2 separate regions of the Homo sapiens genome follow, and region 2 is linked to region 1. The links are chromatin loops, found by intact Hi-C in ENCODE. Cell type or tissue: PC-3. All regions are shown on one strand. Each heading gives the region's core, and the rest is flanking DNA. Links, peaks and the distances in the headings are about the cores only. Region 1 overlaps LINC00571 (long intergenic non-protein coding RNA 571). Region 2 overlaps LINC00437 (long intergenic non-protein coding RNA 437).

Region 1 (11,439 bases), core at 1,395-9,394:
CTATTTTGTTTTGTACCCATTAACCATCCCCACCTTCCCACTAGGCCCCTACTATCTTTCCCAGCCTCTGATAACCATCCTTCCAACTCTCTATGTTCATGAGTTTAGTTGTTTCGATTTTTAGATCCTACCAATAAGTGAGAACATGTGATAATATTCTTTCTGTGTCTGGCTTATTTTCCTTAATATAATAATCTCCAGTTCCATCAATGTTGCTGCAAATGATTGGATCTTATTCTTTTTTATGGCTATATAATACTCCATTGTGTATATGTACCACATTTTTTATCCCTTCATCTGATAATGAAAGCTTAGGTTGCTACCAAATATTAACTATTGTAAACCATGCTGCAACAAACTGGAAAGCAGATATCTCTTTAATATACTGATTTCCTTTCTTTTGCATATATTCCCAGCAGAATGATTGCTAGATTGTATAGTAGCTCAATTTTTAGTTTTTTGAAAAACCTCCAAACTGTTTCCCATAGTGGTTGTACCAATTTACATTCCAACAATATATGGGGGTTCCCTTTTTTCCACATCCTTGCCAGCATTTATTATTGCCCATCTTTTGGACATAAACCATTTTAACTGGGGTCAGATGATATTTCATTGTAGTTTTGATTTGCATTTCTCTGATGATCAATGATGTTGAGTACCTTTTCATATGCCTGTTTGCCATTTGTAGATCTTTTTCTCAGAAATGTCTATTCAAACCTTTTCCCCAATTTTTTTTATCAGATTATTAGATTTTTTTCCCATATAATTGTTTGAGCCTCTTATATATGCTGGTTACTTATCCTTTGTCAGATGGGTAGTTTGCAAATATTTTCCTCCATCCTGTGGGTTGTCTCTCCACTTTGTTGACTGTATCCTTGCTGTTCAGGGGCTTTTTAACTTGATGTGATCCCATTTGTTCATTTTTGCTTTGGCTGCCTGTGTTTGTAGGGTATTCCCAAGGAAATGTTTTTGAAGAACATCTAAAAAGCATCCAGGTCAATGTCCTGGATATTTTCCCCCAATGTTTTCTTGTAGTAGTTTCATAGTTTGAGGTCTTAGATTTAAGTTTTTATTCAATTTTGGTTTGATTTTTGTATATGTTTGGGTTTGATTTTTGTATATGTCTAGTTTTATTCTTCATATGGATGTCCAGCTCTTCCAGCACCATTTATTTAAGAGATTTAAGAGAGTCTTTTCTTGGGCATATGTTCTTGGCACCTTTGTCACAAATGAGTTCACTATAGGTGTGTGGATTTGTTTCTGTGTTCTATATTCTGTTCCATTAGTCTGCTTTTATACCAGTACCATGCTGTTTTGGTTACAAAAGCTCTGTAGTATAATGTAAAGTCAGGGAATGTGACTCCTTCAGTTTTATACTTTTTGTTTGAGATAGCCTTGGGTATTCTGGATTTGTGTGGCTAATATAAATATAATTGCTTTTTAAATTTTTTATATTGTTAACTGTTGCCATATAGAAATGCTACTAATTTTTGTACATTGATTTTGTGCCCTGCAACTTTACTAATTTTTTTATCAGTTCTAATAGCTTTTTATTGGATCATTAGGTTTTTCCAATTACATGATTATATCATCTGCAAACAAGAATAATTGGACATTTTTCTTTCAAATTTGGATGATGTTTATATCTTTCTCTTGTCTGATTGCTCATACTAGGGCTTCCAGTGCTATGCTGAATAACAGTGGTGACAATGGCAGATCTTAGAAGAAAGGCTTTTGAATTTTTCCCATTCAGTATGATATTATGTGGTTTTTATTATGTTGAAGTATGTTTTTCTATCCCCATTTTTTAAGGGATTTTATCATGAAGGGGTGTTGGATTTTATTCATTGCTTTTTTAGCATGAATGAAATAATCATATGGTTTTTATTCTTCATTCTGCTGATATGATGTATCACACTGATTGATTTCTATTTGTTGAACCATCCTTATATCACAGGGAGTAAATCTTACTTGGTCATAATGAATGACCTTTCTAATGTATTGTTGAATTCAGTTTGCTACTATTTGGTTGAGGATTTTTGCATTAAGATTTATCAAAACTATTGGCCTGTAGTTTCATTTTTTTCTTTATTTTGATTTTTATTTTAAGTTCTGGGGTATATGCGCAAGATGTACAGGTTTGTTACATAGGTAAACGTGTGACATTACTGGTTTGCTGCACCTATCAACCCATCACCTAGATATTAAGCCCACCATTCATTGTCTATTTTTCCTAATGCAATCCCTCCTCTCATCCCATCCCCCAACAGGCCCCAGTATGTGTTTTTCCCCTCGCTGTGTCCATGTGTTCCCATTGTTCAGCTCCCACTTATAAGTGAGAACCTGCTGTGTTTGGTTTTCTATTCTTGTGTCAGTTTGCTGAAGTTTTCCTTTTTCTGATGTGTCTTTGCCTTGTTTTGGTATCAGGGTAACACAGGCCTCATAATGAGTTTGGAAGTATTCTCTCCTCCTCTATTTTCTGGAATACCTTGAGTAGCACTGGTATTAGTTCTTCTTCAAACGTTTGGTACAATTCAGTGGTGAAGCCATCGGGTCCCAGGCTTTCCTTTACTGGGAGACTTTTTTACTACAGCTGCGATCACATTACTTGCTATTTGTCTATTTAGGTTTTTAATTTCTTCATGGTTCAATCTTAGTAGGTTGTATGTGTCCAGGAATTTGTGAATTTCTTCTAGATTTTCCAATGTATTGGCATGTAGTTGCTCATACTAACCACTAATGATCTTTTGAAATTTTGTAGTATCAGTTGTAATGTCTCCTTTATCATTTTCAATTTATTTGGATCATCTCTCTTTTTCTTAGTCTGGCTAAGGGTTTGTCAATTTTGCTCAACTTTTCAAAAAAGTATTTTTTAAATTTTAATTTGATTTATTTCTGCTGCGATCTTTATTATTTCTTTTACTAATTTGGGGTTTAGTTTGCTCTTGCTTTTCTAATTCTTTAATATGAATCATTGGATTGTTCATTTGAAATTTTTCCTTATTTTTAATGTAGACACTAATAGTTACAAACTTCCCTGTTAGTGCTGCTTTTGTTGTATTCCATAGGTTGTTAGATTGTGTTTCTATTATCATTTTCTTCATAATGTTTTTAAATTTTATTTTTAATTTCTTTATTGACCCACTGGTCACTCAGGAGCATGTTACTTAATTTCTATGTGTTTGTATAGTTTCCAAAATCCTTCTTGTTATGAATTTCTAGTTTTATTCCATTGTGGTCAGAGAAGATGTTTGATATTATTTCAATTTTTATATGTTTTAAGACTTGTTTTGTGACCTAACAGGTAGTCTGTCTGTTAGAATGATCCATGTGCTGAGGAAAAGCATGTCAAATGAAATGTTCTGTAAATATTTATTAGATCCATTTGGTCTACGGTGCAGATTAAGTCTGATGTTTCTTTGTTGATTTTCTATCTGGAAGATCTGTCCAATGCTGAAAGTGGGGTGTTGAAGTCTCCAGCTACTATTGTTTTCGGTCCTATCTCTCTGTTTAGCTCTAATACTATTTTCTTTATATATGTAGGTGCTCCAGTGTTGGGTGCATATATATTTAAAATTGTTATATCTTCTTACTAAGTTATCCCCTTTATTATTATATTGTGACCTTTTTTGTCTCTTACAGTTTTTATCTTGAAAATTATTTTGTCTGCTATAAGTATAGTGACTTCTGCTCTTGTTCAGTTTCCATTGTCATGAAATCTTTTTTTTTATTTCTCTATTTTCAGTTTAGTGTGTCATTATAGGTGAAGTGTGTTTCTTGTAGGCAACAGATCAATAGGTCTTGCTTTTCATTTATTCAGCCAGTCTATGCCTTTGATCGGAGAGTTCAGTCCATTTACATTCAATATTATTATTGATAAGTAGAGACTTACTTCTGCCTTTTTGTTACTTGTATTCTGGTTGTTTTATAAGTTTTTTACTTTTTTCTTTCTTTCCTCTAGTGAACATAATTTTTCTCTAGGGATGTAATTTTAGTTTCTTGCTTTTTATTTTTTGTGTCTCTATTGTATGTTTTTTGGTTTGACGGTACTGTGAGGCTTGCAAATACTACGTTATAATCCATTTTGTTAACCTGATAACAACTTAGCACTGTTTGCATAAAGAAACAAAGAAACAAGCCAAAAAAAATCCCTAATAAGAATTCTGCATCTTAATTTCATCCCTTTGCTTTTTAACTGTTTGTTGTTTCTTTATATTTTACTGTACTGACCATATCTTGCAAATTTGTTACAATTATTATTTTCAATTGGTTCATCATTTAGTCTGTCTACTTAGGATAAGGATAAAACTACAGTTCCAATGTTATAATATTCTGTGTTTTCCTGCATACTTGCTATTAACAGTAAGTTTTGTACCTTCAGGTGATTACTTACTGCTCATTAATGTCCTTTTCTTTCTGATGGAAGTACTCCCTTTACTATTTCTTGTTGAAAAGGTGTGGTGTTGATGAAAACTCTCAGCTTTTGTTTGTGTGGAAAAGTCTTTATTTCTCCTTCATGTTTGAGGGATATTTTTGCCAGATATACTCTTCTAGGATAATAGTTTTTTCCTTCAGCGCTTCAAGTATGTCATGCCACTGTCTCTTGGCCTGTAAGGTTTCCACTGAAAAGTCTGGTGCCAGATGCATGGGAGTTCCATTGTATGATATTTGTTACTTTCCTCCTGCTGCTTTTAGAACCCATTCTTTATCTTTGACTTTGGGTGTTTTATTATTAAATGCCTTGAGGTGGTCTTCATTGGGTTAAATATTCTGGTGTTCTATAACCTTCTTGTACTTGCATATTGGCATCTTTCTTTAGGTTTGGCGCATCCTTTGTTATTATCCCTTTGAATAAACTTTCCATCCATCTCTCTTTCTCCACCTCCTCTCTGATGCCGATAACTCTTAGATTTGCCCTTTTGAGGCTATTTTCTAGATCCATTAGGTGTGCTTCATTGTTTTTTATTTTTTTTCTTTTGTCTCCTATTACTGTTCATATTCAAATAATCTTTCTTGAAGTTCACTAATCCTTTCTTCTGCTCAATCAATTCTACTATTAAAAGACTGTGGAGCATTCTTCAGTATACCAATTACATTTTTCAGCTCCAGAATTTCTGATTGATTCTTTTTAATTATTTTGATTCTTATATTAAATTTATCTGATAGAATTCTGAATTCCTTCTTTTTGTTATATTGAATTTCTTTGAGTTTCCTCAATACAGCTATTTTTAATTCTCTTTCAGAAAGGTGACATATCTCTGTTTCTCCAGGATTGGTCTCTGGTGCCTCCTTAAGTTCATTTGGTGAAGTTAGGTTTTTCTGGATGGTGTTGATGCTAGTACATGTTCTTTGATGTCTGGGCATTGAAGAGTTAGGTATTTATTGTAGTCATCACTGTCTGCACTTACTTGTAGCCATCCTTCATAGGAAGGCTTTCCAGATATTTGAAAGCACTTGGGTGTTGTAATCCAAGCTGTATTTGCTTCAGGGGGCACCAAAGCCCAGTCATGCTGTGGCTTCTTCAGACTCATAGAGGTACTGCGTTGATAGTATTGGACAAGATCTGGGAGAATTCTCTGGATTACCAGGCAGAGACTCTTATTCTCTTCCTTTACTTTCTCACAAACAAATAGAGTCTCTCTCTCTCTGTTCTGAGCTACCTAATGCTGGGAGTAGAGTAACACAGCCCTCTGTGATGAGGTTTGTGGGAACTCAAGTTCAGACTGCTGGGATAAGTGATTTCCCCTGGCTAGGGCTGGTTTAAATACTCGCACCATGGGTGGGCATCAGCTGAGATTGGTCTGATTTTCCTTTCTTTCTTACAGGACAGCACTGAGTTCAATGCCTCACAACTGGTGTGTTCTCCCTCCCTCCTCAGTGTCCAAAGCCATTCTTTGCACCATGCTGCTGCTACTGGGGGTGGGAGAGGGGTGGTATCAGAGATTCAGGACTGTTTTCTCTATCTCTTCAGTGGCTCTTCTTGTGATATAACTTTCTATGACACCATTCTTGCATATAAAGCTGGGGATGCCACCTTGTTACCACCAGCTAGAGGTAGAAATCCATCTTCCCCACTGGCTGCTGCAATCACATGAAGGGGAGTGGGTGGGTGTAGGAGTTCCTACTCACCATAAAGCCTCCACTAACAGTGTGGTTGGGGTGACCTCTTTACTGTTAGTGGTGAAAATATTAACTCTCCACCTGGCCTGTGCTGTCAGCACCCTTTCAGAAAGAGGTGAGAGATTCTCATTGCTGCTGGGTGAAGGTAGAAGCTCATGTCAGTTGTGTCAACTAATACGGGGAATGGGGTTGCTGACTCACTATTGGCCAGTAGCAATGTACGTCCTGGCTTTCTACTTGGCTTTCTCTGAGAATCTTCTGTTGGGGTTAGAGCACCTTGTCACAGCCTCTAAACTGTAGCTGTGTAACCTCCCCATGCAACCTTTAGCAGTGTAGGTAGGGATGGGGTAGGCTCATGTTTTTCTTTCTGTGGCATCAGGCTGTAGTAGTGAGGTTATTGACTAAAAGTCTGTGGCCTTAATAACCTGCCATTTCTCTAGAGAAAGCAGGGATTTTTGTCTTCTTGTCTTTGCCTGTTGGTGTTTCTGGGCTGCCAGTTTTTTTGACTCCAAGTTTGGTATATATGAATCAAAAATAAATCCTAGAGAATTCACCACGGTATAGTGTCTTGGGCCTTGAGGTCCATAGCCAGTCTACCTTCTTCTGCTTACCTGTAGGAGCCTTCTTATGTTGGTTTTGTATGTGATCAAAGGGGAGGCTGAGGCAGGTGGATCACCCGAGGTCGGGAGTTTGAGAGCAGCCTGGCCAACATGGAGAAACCCCATCTCTATTAAAAATACAAAATTAGCCAGGCATGGTGGCTCATGCCTGTAGTCCCAGCTACTCAGGAGGATGAGGCAGGGGAATCGCTTGAACCCAGGAGGCAGAGATTGCAGTGAGCCGAGATCGCTCCATTGCACTCCAGCCTGGGCAACAAGAGCAAAACTCTGAAAAAAAAAAAAAAAAAAAAAGAAGGAAAGGAAGGATGTTATCAACTTGACCATTTCTATGAAAACTCATCCACTGGGGACCCTCCAGAACAGTGAATATGCACCCTAGAGTTGTATCTTTGAAAAGTTTATGGATGTTTCATTCATTCACCATTTCTCATTCTTCATGAATCCCAGTGCTGGGATTACAGGCATGAGCCACCATGCCTGGCCGATAGCATATTCTTTAAATGCTTTAAGTGCTTTTGCTTTTTCCCTTTCTTCCGCTGTCTGCTCACTTAATGTTACTTCTTAAAATGCATCACAAATAAACCACCTGTAGTCAAATCTTTGTCTCAGACTTTGTTTTGAGAAACCAAAATGTTTAGATACAATCATCTTATTCATATATTTCATTTCACATATGAAGTATTTGTAAACCAAAATATTTCTGTTTATCTTCAGTGATAAAGTCATTCATACTAGGACAGCTTCAGGTGTAGTAGCTGTAACAGTTTGTACAAGAAATAATTATATGGTCAAATATCTTGAATATCATCATGCATTTTGCTAAAGCATAAAGAACATGAGTTCCAGGTAAATACTGTAGTGACAGTCTTTTCTGTACTTCCTTGCCATTTGAATTCCTGTCAATAAATGTGACAGCAAGGATAAAATTCATAAAAAAATTTAGCCACAGTTTCCGACGTGACAGAAGAAATGATGTGTAAGTTACCTTTATGTCCACAAAAACCAGCAAAGTGTCCAGCAGAAACATTGATTCTTAATAAGTGTCTGCTATTGGATATTTTAAATCATGTTTACTAGGTGGCAGCATTAATAGAGATTTAAATCACATCCGAGTTAATCATTTCATCTGTCTTGCATGTTGTAGTTCATTAAGTGATTATAATACTCATTCTGCAGTTCTTATGTATCCTTTTTTTCCTCTGAATTTAAAAGCATTTGTTTCCACTAATAATTATTAATATATTATGGGCAGCAAATATAGCAACCTTAATAGAACTGATCATCTTTATGCCCGTTTTATGTCACCCATTCTCTACTCAACAGTAGCCAGAATTTTAGTTTATCTGAAAGGTCTGACTTGTGAATTAACAATTCAGATTTTCTTCCCTGGATGATCCACATCCCTGGTTACCATGATTTTTGGGGGTAAAATTTCTCAATTTTCTATTTATACTTTTCAGTGGTCATGTAAGAAGCAAGACTCACCCCAATGAATACTTCGCATTCCAGAATACTCAGCCTTGTCCCATTATCGAACTGTAAACTTACGCCCCCATACTGAGTAAATTATTTATTCCAGTAAAATAACTCATTTATTTTCCTACCAGCCTATTAACATGGGAAGACCCAGATATAGCAACTGCAGCTTTATGTTTAGTGAAACATTATGTCATCTCGTGGTATTATCTCCCACCAGGAGCCAGAAACTCAAAGCCAGAAGGGCATTAAGTTGTGGAGACAAGAAGCATATATTAGCCACATATGTCAATGGAAATCTTTCTGAGAAGGGCAATTTCTTGGAATTCCAGCAACCAGGAATGCAGCATTATATGATGTCTCTTGGTTCCAAGTATAGGTTACATTTTGCAGAATAATGGCTAACTACCAGAGTGTCATTTCCTAGCTCTTAAGCTGAGACTTCAAGGATCCATGTCCATAATCTATCAGGGGAATCTCACCCTTTAAGTTAAGATGTGCAATCAATGCAAAATATCATGTAATGAATAATATTTCCTGTCTGTAGCAAGGAGACATTTTAAATGTTAATTTTAAAGTGGCTACTGAATATGTTCAGGAACACCAAATTTCCAGTGCTAATGAATTGCCTGGTGCAGCAAACTGTGATAGAATGCCAAAATGTATCTCAATATTAATTGCACATAGTAAAAATATCAACGTGATGCTACAGGGATAAAGAAAATTGCAGGAATATGTCATAAGTATGAGATGTACAAGACTTCCATATTAATTTCTCAAGCATACCTGTGAATATTAGGATCTGTATATTTCTCTTAACTGAAAATCTGTGATACCATCAATTATTAATATAAATGGAACAAACTATTGCCATTTATTAGGAGAAAATATATACTGTAAACTGAAAGCTGAAACAGGACTAGATAATATATCCTGAGAATAGGATCCAGAAGTTGCATTATTCACCTATCAGACGGCAACAAGGATCCCAATGCTAGTCATAATCGTGGGTCCTAAGAACCCCTGAAAAGCTGGATTTACTAACATTTTCATATGTGGTAGATGGGAATGGGGTTATATGGAAGATGACACCCTGGATTCTGCAATTGGCAAGTATTTAAAGTGTATGGGAGAAATGGTAATAGACTTATATGTTTGATTTAGGTACATGGAAAAAAATTAGATAACAATGCAGAACATTGGAAATGACTGTAGAGGTAGACAGAATTTCTCTAGCTTCTGTTTTCTTGACACATTTTTCAAATATGAGAAAACAGCAAGTGGATGAACTTCTGTCTGAAGTACTCTGACAGAAGCCTTCTTCTAGAGGGCATAGACAATACCAGAGCTTTTGTTATTTTCACAGGAGTGGAGCCAGAGAAATTGGGTCTCTAGAGGTTAGGATTCTAATGTGAAGAGATGTGTGGATAAATGACCTCAACACATGTATGAAAATGCAAGTTTTATTTATTTGCCTAGGTATGATGAGACCAAAAGACCAGGAGACAACTGCCAAAGGTTATTATAACTCCAGATCCAAAGGGAAAGGGACACATGACACTATGGGGGAGACACATGGAAAAGCACCAAGGTTGGTCAGGAGGAAGATGGACTGTGCTGAAAATGCAGGCAAGAGCTTTTATTGTGGTTTTTGCAGGAAGAAATGGGCAAGGTAGTGTAAGCAGGCTTAGAATTGGCTAGTTTGAGCAATTTTGGCAGGCTCCATTGTGTAGGAGCTCTTCCTAGTTGTCTGGTATCTGGCTCTGGGGTAATTAGGGCAAGGAAATCATGGCCCAGACTGTGAGAGCATGATTTTAAAATGTGGTTGGGGATATGGGTTCTGGGTTAGTTTAGTTTGCCTTTGAAAAGCATGTTTGCATGTGAGTTCTTTGTATCTTTGGGAATTGATAAATCTTGGGAGAAGCAGTCTGTCCAGGATCAGCAAGACCCTAATATGTGAAAACATTAAAAATACAAAAAATTTACAAAGCATAATTAGTGTGACTCACAGTTGGTTTTCCCTTCTTTTTTTTTTGCCATTATTTGAAATATAGGGTGGGATTCTAAGAATCTAAGTAGATAATCTTCTTAATTTCAGTTAATAGTTGTTTTTAATAGAAGATTAAATGAAATAGAAGTGTTGACTAATTGATTAATAAACTGGAAGACAAGAAAGTCAAAAAAATCCAGAATCCTTGTAGAGAAAAATTCCATAGATTGTTTAGAACAGAGTGTAAGAGCTTATATAAGATACAATGAGAAAATTTAATATATGTTAATTAAGTTCTAAAATGAGAAAAGAGGAAAATAATATGACAGAAGAAATACGGAAAGTCACCAAATATTCTCCAAAGCTGAAGAAAGTTATTAAAGTACAGATTTGAGAACTTCAATAAACCTTAGTTGGAATATGCACAAAGTAAACCACACTAAGGCGTATCAGGATAAACACAACCAACAACTTAAAGCAAAAGCAACAGCCAGAAAAAAAAATCATTTCCTTCAAAGCAACAATAATAATGACAAACTCATTTTTTTTTTTTTTGAGACAGAGTTTTCCTCTTGTTGCCCAGGTTGGCGTGCACTGACGTGATCTTAGCTTGCTGCAACCTCCACCTCCCAAGTTTAAGCATTTCTTCTGCCTCAGCCTCCCAAGTAGCTGGGATTACAGGCACCCGCCATCACACCGGGCTAATTAGGTATTTTTAGTAGAGACGGGGTTTCACCATGTTGGTCATACTGAGCTCAAACTCCTGACCTCAGGTGAGCCACATACCTCGGCCTCCCAAAGTACTGGGATTACAGGCTTGAGCCGCTGCACCTGGCCACAACAAATAAATTTTTAATAGCAGTAATGAAAGCTCAAAATTAATGGAACAAGATCTTTATTTATTTTTATTTTTTAATTTTTTTTATTTTTTTGTATTTTTATTTTTATTTTTTTATTATTATTATACTTTAAGTTTTAGGGTACATGTGCACAATGTGCAGGTTAGTTACATATGTATACATGTGCCATGCTGGTGTGCTGCACCCATTAACGTGACATTTAGCATTAGGTATATCTCCTAATGCTATCCCTCCCCCGACCCCACAACAGTCCCCGGAGTGTGATGTTCGCCTTCCTGTGTCCGTGTGTTCTCATTGTTCAATTCCCACCTATGAGTGAGAACATGCTGTGTTTGGTTTTTTGTCCCTGCAATAGTTTACTTAGAATGATGAT
Region 2 (11,439 bases), core at 1,628-9,627, 500 kb before region 1:
ACCTTGAACAGGTGATAAGTTTACTGAGTTTTATTTCGCATAATGGCCAGACCAAAGGAGACGTATCTCCATTTTCATCGATAATTTTTATTTCCTTAAAAAGAGGATTTGATTTGTTCACAAGAGGCCCTCCTATTGCATGGGGTTTCAAACAGACTAGGTGGAAGTGGATGTCTTCTCTAGTACCAAATCCATCTGTAATTGCCTTAGGCAATGAAGGCATGAATCCTCAGTCAAATCATCCATGGCCAGAAATGCAAGTTTCATTTTGGATAATCTAAAGCCCAGCAATTTTGGCAGAGTAGAAACCATTTGAGCGTGTTTTTGAAGTTTCTTTTTTACAATTTTAGAGACTCTTCCTGAAGTACAATCAGCATGTGGTTAAAGCCAAGGAAACACAAATAAGCCATTTTCATTCTCATTCAAAACTTTTGTATAACTAAAAATATTTTATCTGGTTTGGCTCTGTGTCCCCACCCAAATCCCACCTTCAATTGTAATAATCCCCACATGTCAAGGGCCAGACCAGGTGGAGATAATTAAATCATGAGGGTGGTTTTCCCCCTACTATTCTTGTGATAGTGGGTGAGTTCTCATGAGATCTGATGGTTTTATAAAGGGCTTTCCTTTTTGCTCAACTCTCATTCTCTCTCCTGCTGCCCTGTGAAGAAGTGCCTTCCATTATGATTGTAAGTTTCCTGAGGCCTCCCCAGCCATGTGGAACTGTGAGTCAATTAAACCTTTTTTCTTTATTAAAAAAAAAAGAAATTGTATTTTCAACGATTTCTCTTTTAATCTTGTATTGCATTCTCATTGAGAAAGCTTGTAAGATGAAAACTTGAAAAGCAAATCGTCAGTGTAAATATCAGAGATATAAAATACATTTAAAGATTGGGTAATGTATTAATACATTCTCTACTGGGGATTGTTTCTGTAAATATCAGAATAAGGAAGCAATATGACATCTCAGCTATTCCAGGCATTGGAAAAGCAGCAAGATAAAAATAAAGAAGAATAGTAAATCATGTTTAGAGGCTTATAAATTTAATATCATTGATATATCACTGTTGTTCCATAGAGCTAATTTAACTGGGTAATATTGATCACTGGTGATTATACTTGTTATTCAAGACCCTAGTCTGTTTATGTTTTAAAAAGATCTCTTGAGTAAGACATCCTTAAAGATATATTAACAATAGCTACAACTTAATGTAGTTCAATATATACCAGGCACTACTGCAAGCCCTTTAATAATATTAATATATCGAATCCATTTAAGAACTGCATGCGGTAGGTATTATTATTTCTGTTTTACAAATGAGGAAACTGAAACAAAGAGAAATTAGCTTCACCGAAGTCACATATATAGAAAAATGGAGGTGCTAGGATTTTTGGAGGATTCCAAAATGGAGGACACACAGAATTTGGTTCTAGACTACAGGTTCTTAATCATTTTGTGTTTTTCCAGTAAATGGCAGTGTGGTTTAAAAAATCAGATTCAAGTTTGACAACTTGTTCAAATGAAGCTAAAATAAATTAAATGATGTATTGGTTCTAAATAGAATTTATATGAAAGCACAATAACATATTACCTTGCTGAAGTTTTACCAAACACACACACACACACACACACACACACACACACACACACACTACTCTCAATGTATGATTTTATTATAAAATATTTATTTGAGTACTACCCATTCTCGGTGATACTATACAACAGTTTTCTTTCTATTGCTTCTCATGAGAAGATACCATAGATGAGAAGTCAACCTAAAATTTACACAGCAACTCAAGTGTTTAACTCAGAAATTTAACATTCTCATGAGTTAAATTTGCACAGATGGCAGAAAAGGCCATCTGGTCACTTAAATTAAATACATCTTTTTCTACTTAAAATCATTTTTCACATACGTTGTTAATAACTCAGGACTCTCTTCTAAAGGGCTTTCCCTTCTCCTTTCTGGGGAAGGAAAAAACGTTGGGAAGCACTGTGGTAGCTGCTGTGAAGTGTCTGTGTCATCATTTCTCTTACTACTGAGATGTATCTCTCACATGGGCTTTTCTGTTGGTCTCTGTTCTGACAGCATGTGCTGCCGCTCTACTAGGACTCACATGTCCTTGGGAACTGCATCCATCACTGGTATCTTTGGTCCCATTCTTAGCCCCTTATGTTGGTCCTGACTTCCATACCTTTCTTGCCTGGACTCCACCTTCTCTCAATCGAAGGCCACTGTTATCTCTTTCTTGGCTCCTGCCGTAGCATGCAGGCAGCTCTGGATCTCTTCCCTGTCATATAGGCGGGGAACTAAGAGCAGCACCTCCAGCCCTCTCTCTACTGGCCTCTTGAAAGGATGCAACTAGGTACCTTCTAAGTGTAGTATGGGCATGGCCCCATACAAATCACCATGGGAATTTGAGTACCATATTAAAGTAGGACAGAAGAACTCCCAAGATCATTGGATATTTGTAGAAAATAGTTTTACAAGTTTGTCATTTGTCTATCTTTGCTTGTTTCGATCCCCACTCTCTCTACTATTTCATGTTTTTTCTTTATTTAAGTACACTTCTTGCCTTTCTTAGAAACATGTCATCTGTTGTATCTCAGAGTCTGTTACTAAGGTAAAATTACATGTGGATTATAACAGAAACTCTGAATCCAAGCTGCCAGTGTGCAAATCCCAGTTCCATGACAAGAATTCAATACACTTGGGTTAATTCCTTAATATCTCTGAGCCTCAGTTTCTTCATATATAAAATGAAACTAGTAATGGTTATAAGGTTGTTGTGAAGATGAAATAAGTTAATCTATTGAAGCACATTGAACAGTACCTGGCACGCTATCAAACATATCAGAAATGTTAACATCATTGAATATAATGTTCCCTCTTGTCAGAATGGTATTTTTCTTTTTTCTTTCTGTCTTTAAGATACACCTCAGTCTGTTTTTTTGTTTTTTTTAAGACAAAGTCTTGCTCTGTCACCCAGGCTGGAGTGCAGTGGTACAATCTCAGCTCATTGCAACCACCGCCACCCAGGTTCAAGTGATTCTTGTGCCTCAGCCTCCCGAGTAGAGAGGATTACAGGTGCACACCACCACGCCCTGCTAATTTTTGTATTAGTAGAGACAGGGTTTCACCATTGTGGCCAGGCTGGTCTCAAACTCCTGACCTCCAGCAATCCTCCCGCCTCTGCCTCCCATAGTGCTGGGATTACAGGCATGAGCCACTGTGCCCGGCACACCTCAGTCATTAAGATACATCTTAATCTCATATTTTTTCAGAAGACTGTCATGAATTTTACCTAAAGTTATTATGTTATGGCCCCATAAATATATAGCCCATAATATTTCTATGGTATTTGTGGTAGTTTATTCTAGTTGTTATTTTACTTATCTCCCCCATTAGGCTGACATAATTGAGAACATCATATTTATCTACATGTTTTCAGCATTCTGCACAAAGAATAGCAAATAATAGGCACCCATGAATATTTACTTAATGTATAAATGAGGTGAATTTCTCTTGCCCTCTTTCAGTTGAAAGTAGTAAGCACTCTCTTCTGTGGGGTCTACACATGCATGCTTGGAGGCATTGTCTCTGGGATGGGTAAACAATGTGCCAACAGCCGGACATAATCTGTCCTGCCCCCTCCTCCAACCTCTCCTAATCTGAGCCTTCCCCTCGCTCACTCTACCCTACCATAGTCACCTGTTCCTTGAAAATCCAGGCACTTTTCTCAGAGCCTTGGCGTTTTTTTCTTCTTCCTGCTTGAGATGCTCTTCTCTCAGGTATCTTCATGGTTTGCTCTTACATTTGACCCAGTTAGCTGCTTGAATGTCACAAAATTAGAGCGGTCTTCCCTGGCCACTTTACAGGAGATAGCACCTCTTCTCTACCCTTCCCGGAGACAACCCTCAAGTGTCATACTCTGCTTAATTATTTCTCCAGAGCATTTAACATGTCACTTGATACATTGGTTTATAGTCTATGTCCTTCCACCAGAATGTACACTTCATGATGCCAAGGATGTTGTCTGCTTTATTCATAGCTGTATCCTCAGCACTTAGAATGGTGCTCAGCAGATAGATGTTAAATGAACAGAGAGATGAAAGAATGAATGAAAAGTGAATGAATGAAACAAGACATGTAGATTGAGAGGATCTGACCATTTCTCCTATCTGAGATACCTTAGTGAGCGCCTGGCTTGCTACAGTCCTGCAGCAAGGCCTTAACTCTCCCCTGAGCACTGTGTCCTTATTCACAACTGAAATTTGAGGGCTAAACATTGGGCACATATAGACATAAAGATGGAAACAAGAGACACCTGGAAATATAAGAAGAGGGCGGAAGGGGGGTTGGGCAAGAGTTGATAAACTAACGCTGGGTACTATGCTCACAGCCTGGGTGACACATTCATTTGTACTCCAAACCTCAGCAACAGTCAATATACCTTTGCAACAAACCTGCACATGCACCCCCTGATTCTAAAATAAAAATTGAAGAAAATTATAATAAAGGAGGGACACCTTATCTCTGCTTTGTGTATCTGAGCTTGTCTTTTCCCCAGTGTCCTGTGATCTGTGGGGACACTGTGCTTCATATCTCTCCTCTAAATTTCTTTCTCCCGCCAGATGGCACTATGCTTCAATATTTAAAGCTACAGATATGGTGAACTCAGTTGTCTTTATTCTTCTCCAAGCTATGTGGACCTTTATACTTAATAAATGGGCTCCAGTTCCAAGATATGAAAATGTTAATGACATATGCTGAACTAACAGTCCTAACTGCTACTCCTGTAAAATAAAAAGCAGCCGAGCTATATTATGCTTTATGAAATATTTATAACTGCCAAACACAAAGGCAGTAAGAACATTGGTTTATACAGCAAAAGCCCAAAGAAACTCTATTTAAGTGAAGATTAATGTGGAAATGTTATCACATTCTCACACTGCAAAACTAAATTGATATAGAGGTGATAAATGTGGATAGACGTGGAATATACATATAGGCACACATTATACATTTTACCTGATAAAATATACCAGCTGAATTTGCCTAAGGAAGCTGCTAAAGTCAGATTTGATGCAAACGATTTGTGGAAGTTACCTTGTGGGGCAGCCCAACTGCTAGAACATTTCATGGAAGTTCTATATTGATGGAAGAGAAATTTGTAATTATTTCTCCTAAATAAGGAGAGAGGCCCATTAGGTGTGGGATTTTGCTGTTCTCTTTCAAATTTGAATAGATATACAGAAGGTATGTAGAAATCAACATGATTCTTTTCCTTTATTCACATATAATTGTAAATAACATGGGTAATACAATTTCCAAATCTTTTATTTACTTAAAAATGTTGTTAAAGTAGTTGGAATGGTTCCTAGATTTTAATATAATAACATATTCCACAGGCAGCAATTTGAAAATCTTTGAGAAGTTTAAAAAATATCTGGCTTACAATCATCTCATTAAGGTATAAAATCAGGGCTTCTTGGAACCTTTAAATTATATTTTATCTGATTGTTATTCTCAGATCTACAGTTTTTTAAAAGACAAGTCTCTGGTTCCTTATAGATCTCTCTATCAGCTTCCCTCCATGCACATTTGGCTCATGAATGTATGAAATACTTTGGACGTATTTCTATTAACTACTATTGCTTTCCTGGGGAAAAATACATTATAGTTCTCTTTTATTTAGATTAATGAGTTTTAGGTTAATCTGTCGTGAATCCTCTGTAAATCAGATTCTTGATAGTTAATAATATTTCATCTTTGTATATTTAAAATCAGTTCACATGTTAAGTTAAAGATGAAAAAGAGAACTAAATCAGCAATATTGTTATGACATAATGCATAAATTAATGTGCATGTATGTCTGCTTTAAGTTTAGTTTATAGAAGTTTTAAAAAATGAAAATTGGCATTTTTCTACAAAGAATGATGGATTTTTTTCACTTGTAAAAACATTTATTATTATTATTTTTTTCATTCCAACTTTTACTTTAGGATCAAGCGGTACCTGTGCAGTATTGGTACAGGGGTAAATTGCATGTCTCAGGGGTTTGGTGTACAAATAATTGTGTCATCCAGGAAATCGGCATAATACCCAATAGGTGGTTTTCAATCCTCACCATCCTCTCAGTCTCTACCTCAAATAGACCCCAGTGTCTATTGTTCCCTTCTTTGTGTCCATGTGTGATGGTCAACCTGATTGGATTAAAGGATACAAAGTATTGATCCTGGGTGTGTCTGTGAGGGTGTTGCCAAAGGAGATTAACATTTGAGTCAGTGGGCTGGGGAAGGCAGGCCCATCCCTAATCTGGTGGGCAGAATCTAATCAGCTCTCCAAGAATATAAAGGAGGCAGAAAAACCTCAAAGGCGAGACTTGCCTAGCCTCCCAGCCTACATCTTTCTCCCGTGCTGGATACTTCCTGCCCTCCAACATCGGACTCCAAGTTCTTCAGTTTTGAGACTCGGACTGACTCTCCTTGCTCCTCAGCTTGCAGACAGTAGATTGTGGGACCTCATTTTTGTGTAAGTTAATACTTAATAAACCCCTTTTCTACTTAATACTTTTCTTTCTTTCTATCTATCTATTATCTATCTATCTATCTATCATCTATCTATCTATCTATCTCCCTCTCTCTATCTCTTATTAGTTCTGTCCCTCTAGAGAACCCTGACTAACACACCATGTATACTCAGTGTTTATCTCCCACTTACAAGTGAGAACATGTGGTATTTTGTTTTCTTTTCATGTGTTAATTCGCTTAGGATTACGGCCTCAGTTCCATCCATGTTGCTGCAAAGGCCATGAAGAAAATAATGTTAATGACATTTAACCTCCCAACATGTATCTCTTCTTTTTCTTTTTCTTTGGGAAATTTTTTGTTTGTTTGTTTTTTAGAGACAGGGTCTCTCTCTGTCACCCAGGCTGAAGTGCAGTAGCACCATCATAACTCCCTGCAGCCTAGAACTCTTGGGCTCAAGTCATCCTCCTACCTCTGCCTCTGGAGTAGCTGGGACTTCAGGCATGCACCACCATGCACAGCTTTTTTTCTTTGACAGCACTTATTGTGTAAACCATGCATGCTGGCCCTTGATTATTCTATATTATCATTGCATTTTGTAGTAAGGCTTTACCCATGATATGATATGTTTGGATTTACTGACATGTCACTTTTTTTAATGCTGAGTATTTGTCTTAGTCCATTTAGTGTTGCTATAAAGGAATACCTGCAACTGGGTAATTTATAAAGGTCAGAGGTCTATTTGGCTTACGATTCTGCTGGCTAGAAGATTGGGCATTTGATGAAAGCCCCAGGCTGCTTCCATGGCATGACAGGAAGCAAGAGAGATGGGAGGTGCCAAGCTCTTTTTTAACTACCAGCTCTGGAGGGAACTAATACATCGAGAACTCACTCCCATTCATGAGGGATCCACTTCCATGACCCAAACACCTCCACGCAGGCGTCACCTCCAACACTGGGGATCAAATTTCAACATGAGGTACGAAGAAGTCAAATATCCAAACCATAACAGAATCACTATTTGTAGATTATGAAACATTCCTATTACGAATAATTAGAAAGGAGAAAACTATACATTGAGAGAGTAAAAAGAAGGTAAAGAAGATGGCAGGGGCCCAGGTGCGGTGGCTCACCTTTGTAACCCCAGCACTTTGGGAGGCTGAAGCAGGTGGACAACTTGAGGTCAGGAGTTTGAGATCAGCCTGTCCAACATGGTGAAACCCTGTCTCTAGTAAAAATACAAAAAAAAAAAAAAAAAAAATTAGCCAGCTATGGTGGTGCATGCCTGTAATCCCAACTACTCAGGAGGCTGAGGTGGGAGGATGGCTTGAATCCTGGAGGCGGAGGTTACAGTGAGCGGAGATCATGCCACAGCACTCCAGCCTGGGCGACACAATGAGACTCCATCTCAAACAACAATAACAACAATGACAACAACAACTTGATGGTAGGGAACAAGTAGAATATTTAGCAATGAAGCCTTGTGGATATTAAATAACAGAATACAGAACAGATGAGAGCTTTGGGCCCAGGCCTTAAGAATAAACGGTTGGTGTCTAGAGGAGAGAAGGAGCCGAGGAGATATATTTCAAAAAGGCTCACCCAGGCAGATTCTGACAAGAGCGGTTTGGAGAGATCATCTCTAAGCCTTTTGGCTAAGATCAAGTAAAGAGTGGTAGTTCGAATGTAGGAAATTCAGCTCCTATGCTATAAAATAGGAAACACATTGAACATATGTATAGACAATTATCCAAATAGTGGATTAGCAACAATTAAAGGAAATTAATTTACAATCACCTAAACAGTTAAGGGGTAAGAGCAATTAGCTTTAATTAATTAGCAACCTACTAAGTTCAGTGTTTTTGCCAAATCTATAAATGCTACTTGAAATAAACAACTTATAACCATTGGTTCAATTTAGAATCACACATGTTAGGCACAAGAAGTTGAGTGGAAATCCTCAAGGAGAAAAATTAAAATACGCATGATGACTGTCTCACGATGATATGGTGCAGCCTAATGCAACCCTAATGCATGGTCAGAAGACTCCCTTGCAAGGACATTTAATTGACTGATCCTTTGATAGGAGATTAGTTTTCCTTGTACCAATAGAAATCTGTTGGATTCTCAAACCTGTTCTCACTGACATAGTAAGAAAACAGTTTATTACTACATTATATTGATGCTGTGAAAAAGGTTACCCTAATATAATAAAATTTAAAATTCTCCCATTTAGAACTGAACTTTGTTTTGATGGAGCAACAATTTATAAAAATGATGACTGACTTTTGTTAGCTTTGGAAAATGGGATAGTTACACTAAAAACTTGGGGTTGAAATACTCTAAAGGAGCTTCAAGTATTCCAGTGACAGAAAAAAAATCTATTTTTGAACACATTTTTAATTTTTCAGGGTGAAAAATTTTGGGGGGATTTTAAATTCTCTGTAGGATAGAAATATACTTAATAACTGGAGAGCATTTGTACTGATACCTTATTAAAGAAAGGTGAACCTTTTTCTCTGTATCATGTTGCTAGCGCTGTAGCATATGGGTTCAACTCTGATTTAACGGTCATTATAAAATTATGTTTTGTGAACTTAGTTGAATGTTATAAAAGAACGTAGTACTACAACATTACAATTAGAATAGGAACAACTCAGCATTCTCTGTTACATGAGGAATCAAAGAGAAATTGGAAGTCTGCAACCCAGAAGAGGACCCTCACCAGAAGTTGACTGTGCTGACACTCTGGTCTAGGAATTCCAGCCTCCAGAACTGCAGAACGTCACCCCCTGTTATTCATGCACCATCTCCACTTTATTGGAAATGTTCTTGACCAGCAATGGAAAAGAAAGAACATACTGCGGTTTTGTTTGTTGTGGGGCTCAGGCTTTCTCTGAGCACTGCATAAGTACGTGGTTCATGGGAAAAGGGTCTGATAGAGAATGGGGCTCAGGCTTTCTCTGAGCACTGCATAAGTACGTGGGTCATGGGAAAAGGGTCTGATAGAGAATGGGGCTCAGTTGAATCACTTTGGCTGAAGAGATGTAACAAATCATAGACGTAAAGTCAACACCCTTCCTATTTTACAAAGGAGAAAACCAAAGCTCTGTAAGTGCTATCCGGTCTCAGGACCCAAGAGCCATGGTGAGGTCTGGTTTCAGCTCTGCTAGTATTGGACAGCTCTCGTGAGCCCTCTTCAGGAACTGCTGACATACCACTTTCTTTCTAAAGCTTTGACCTCCACATGCCCCTTAGTTCTTAGGAAGATGGAATTCAACAGAAAAAGAAAGGGAATAAAAGAATATTGTTCCTTGACCCTTTGGATAATCTTTCAGGGGAAATAATTAAGAGTCATTCATAACTGTTGGAGAAGATGTGTGTATGTCTGTATCTTACTAGTCCCAAGAAGATATATAGACAGAAAGCGAAAGTGACAGAAAGTTTTCAGTGGGACTTCTCTAGTACTATATTCCATTGATCTTACTTGAGTGGAATAGCTGTGTTCCTAGTTAACCATATACAAACAACATCCCAGGGAATATTGGTTTCTAGGAAAGGAATTCTATACACCTTTCTCCTCACTTAACCCCTTTTGTCTTCCTACCTGCCTAATTTCACCAAGAAGAGATCTAGATGTCAGAACATGGGCTGATTGACTATATTTTCTAAGAATAAAATTTTATAAGGAGAATTATTAATATATCTATACTAACTAAACACATCCACTTACCTGTTTTTCTGGTACTCTTGGATATAGTCTTTTATAGGATTTGAGCTGTGAATAGACAAAGAAGATCATTTGTCCAGCTTTGGTTTTAGTTTTTCTAGGACTGCATTGCACAAGCCTTTTCCCAGGGTGCATCCTAGCAGCTTAGCTCTTCAAATCTCAGCATTGGTATGTGGGGCTGCTGTTCAGCAAATAATAAAAATTTAGTTGTTTTGTCATCTGGACCTGCATTGTTCTTGAGTGAATGGTTGTCTAGGTGGTTCTGAAACTCTTGACTTCTCTAACTATGATCTTACCACTATCATAATAACACTTCTTTATTCTACCTTCATTTAATTGTTTGAAATGATAAGGCCAGTTAATACATTTCCTGATATCTAGTAGGCCCCTGAGAATACACTCAAATACATACAAAGCTTCTTCCATGGAATACGGCCCTTTGGGGGTCATAATATTACACTATGAGCGCTGATAATCTTTCTGTCTGAATATTAGTGCGGACCACAACAATATTGGAGGACAATCCTGGCTTTGCCTCTGGATGCTCTCCCATCCCAAACTTTGTGTGGGTGACTTTCTAATGAGATGTGTGCCTTTGTAAGGCTGCAACCTTTGCAAGAGAATGTCAATGCTATACCCAGCTTTTCTGGCTCTTTAAGCATGCATTCTATGCTTAGCCAGCAATTTGAATAGTTTTATTTGAGCCAGTTTTTCTAGTGGTCGGTGCTTAATATGTCTTTAATTAATACCAAAAGCTCAACTAAGAGAATTAGTATTTATGGAAGACTAAAGAAAAAGCAGACCACCAATTACACTAAAATTAAATTTTAAAGACTTACTATTGTTTTTAATTAAAAATTGTTTTCAAGCAAACTTCATGCAGCCCTCTAAGAATTAAAAGTTGATTGTTTTCTGCCTGGAAGCCAAGATCCTCCACTAGAACACATTTTGAAAACCATTGCTATAGTGACTCTCAATTTTCTCATTGTATTGTTCAGAACAACAGACTGCTACAGAGGTGGACAAAATTGTTCTGGCTTCCTGTCGAACAGCTTTTATTGAACTACACATTGCCAAGATTATATGGGTTTACACTGAGAGATAAGAAACAGCCTTGTTTTTGTTGTTGAAATTCCTATGCATTATATTGCATGGCTTGTTATGCATTAGTACCTAA

What was found. Peaks named below come from ENCODE experiments on the same cell type or tissue, not always from the same donor. Only the 100,000 strongest peaks of a DNase experiment are listed, where the experiment ranks them.
Region 2: it touches region 1 in a loop (7-fold over the local background); 2 of 110 quality-filtered maps call a loop at or near these places.

The regions. Positions count from the first base shown.
Region 1 is chr13:38,071,233-38,082,671 of GRCh38, reverse strand. The region is part of intron 3 of LINC00571 (long intergenic non-protein coding RNA 571); the gene reads left to right. Among named protein-coding and RNA genes, the nearest start is that of LINC00571, 66 kb to the left of the region's middle. In PC-3, for the core only: no CTCF peak of the experiment used is centred there; no DNase peak of the experiment used is centred there.
Region 2 is chr13:38,575,529-38,586,967 of GRCh38, reverse strand. All of the region lies in intron 2 of LINC00437 (long intergenic non-protein coding RNA 437), which reads left to right. It overlaps LINC00366 (long intergenic non-protein coding RNA 366), which reads right to left. Exons shown (of 4, transcript NR_046999.1): 2 at 10,266-10,310; 3 at 8,135-8,239; 4 at 7,452-7,760. Among named protein-coding and RNA genes, the nearest start is that of LINC00366, 14 kb to the right of the region's middle. In PC-3, for the core only: a CTCF peak has its summit at 4,637 (motif pointing right); no DNase peak of the experiment used is centred there; H3K27me3 peaks cover 880 bases.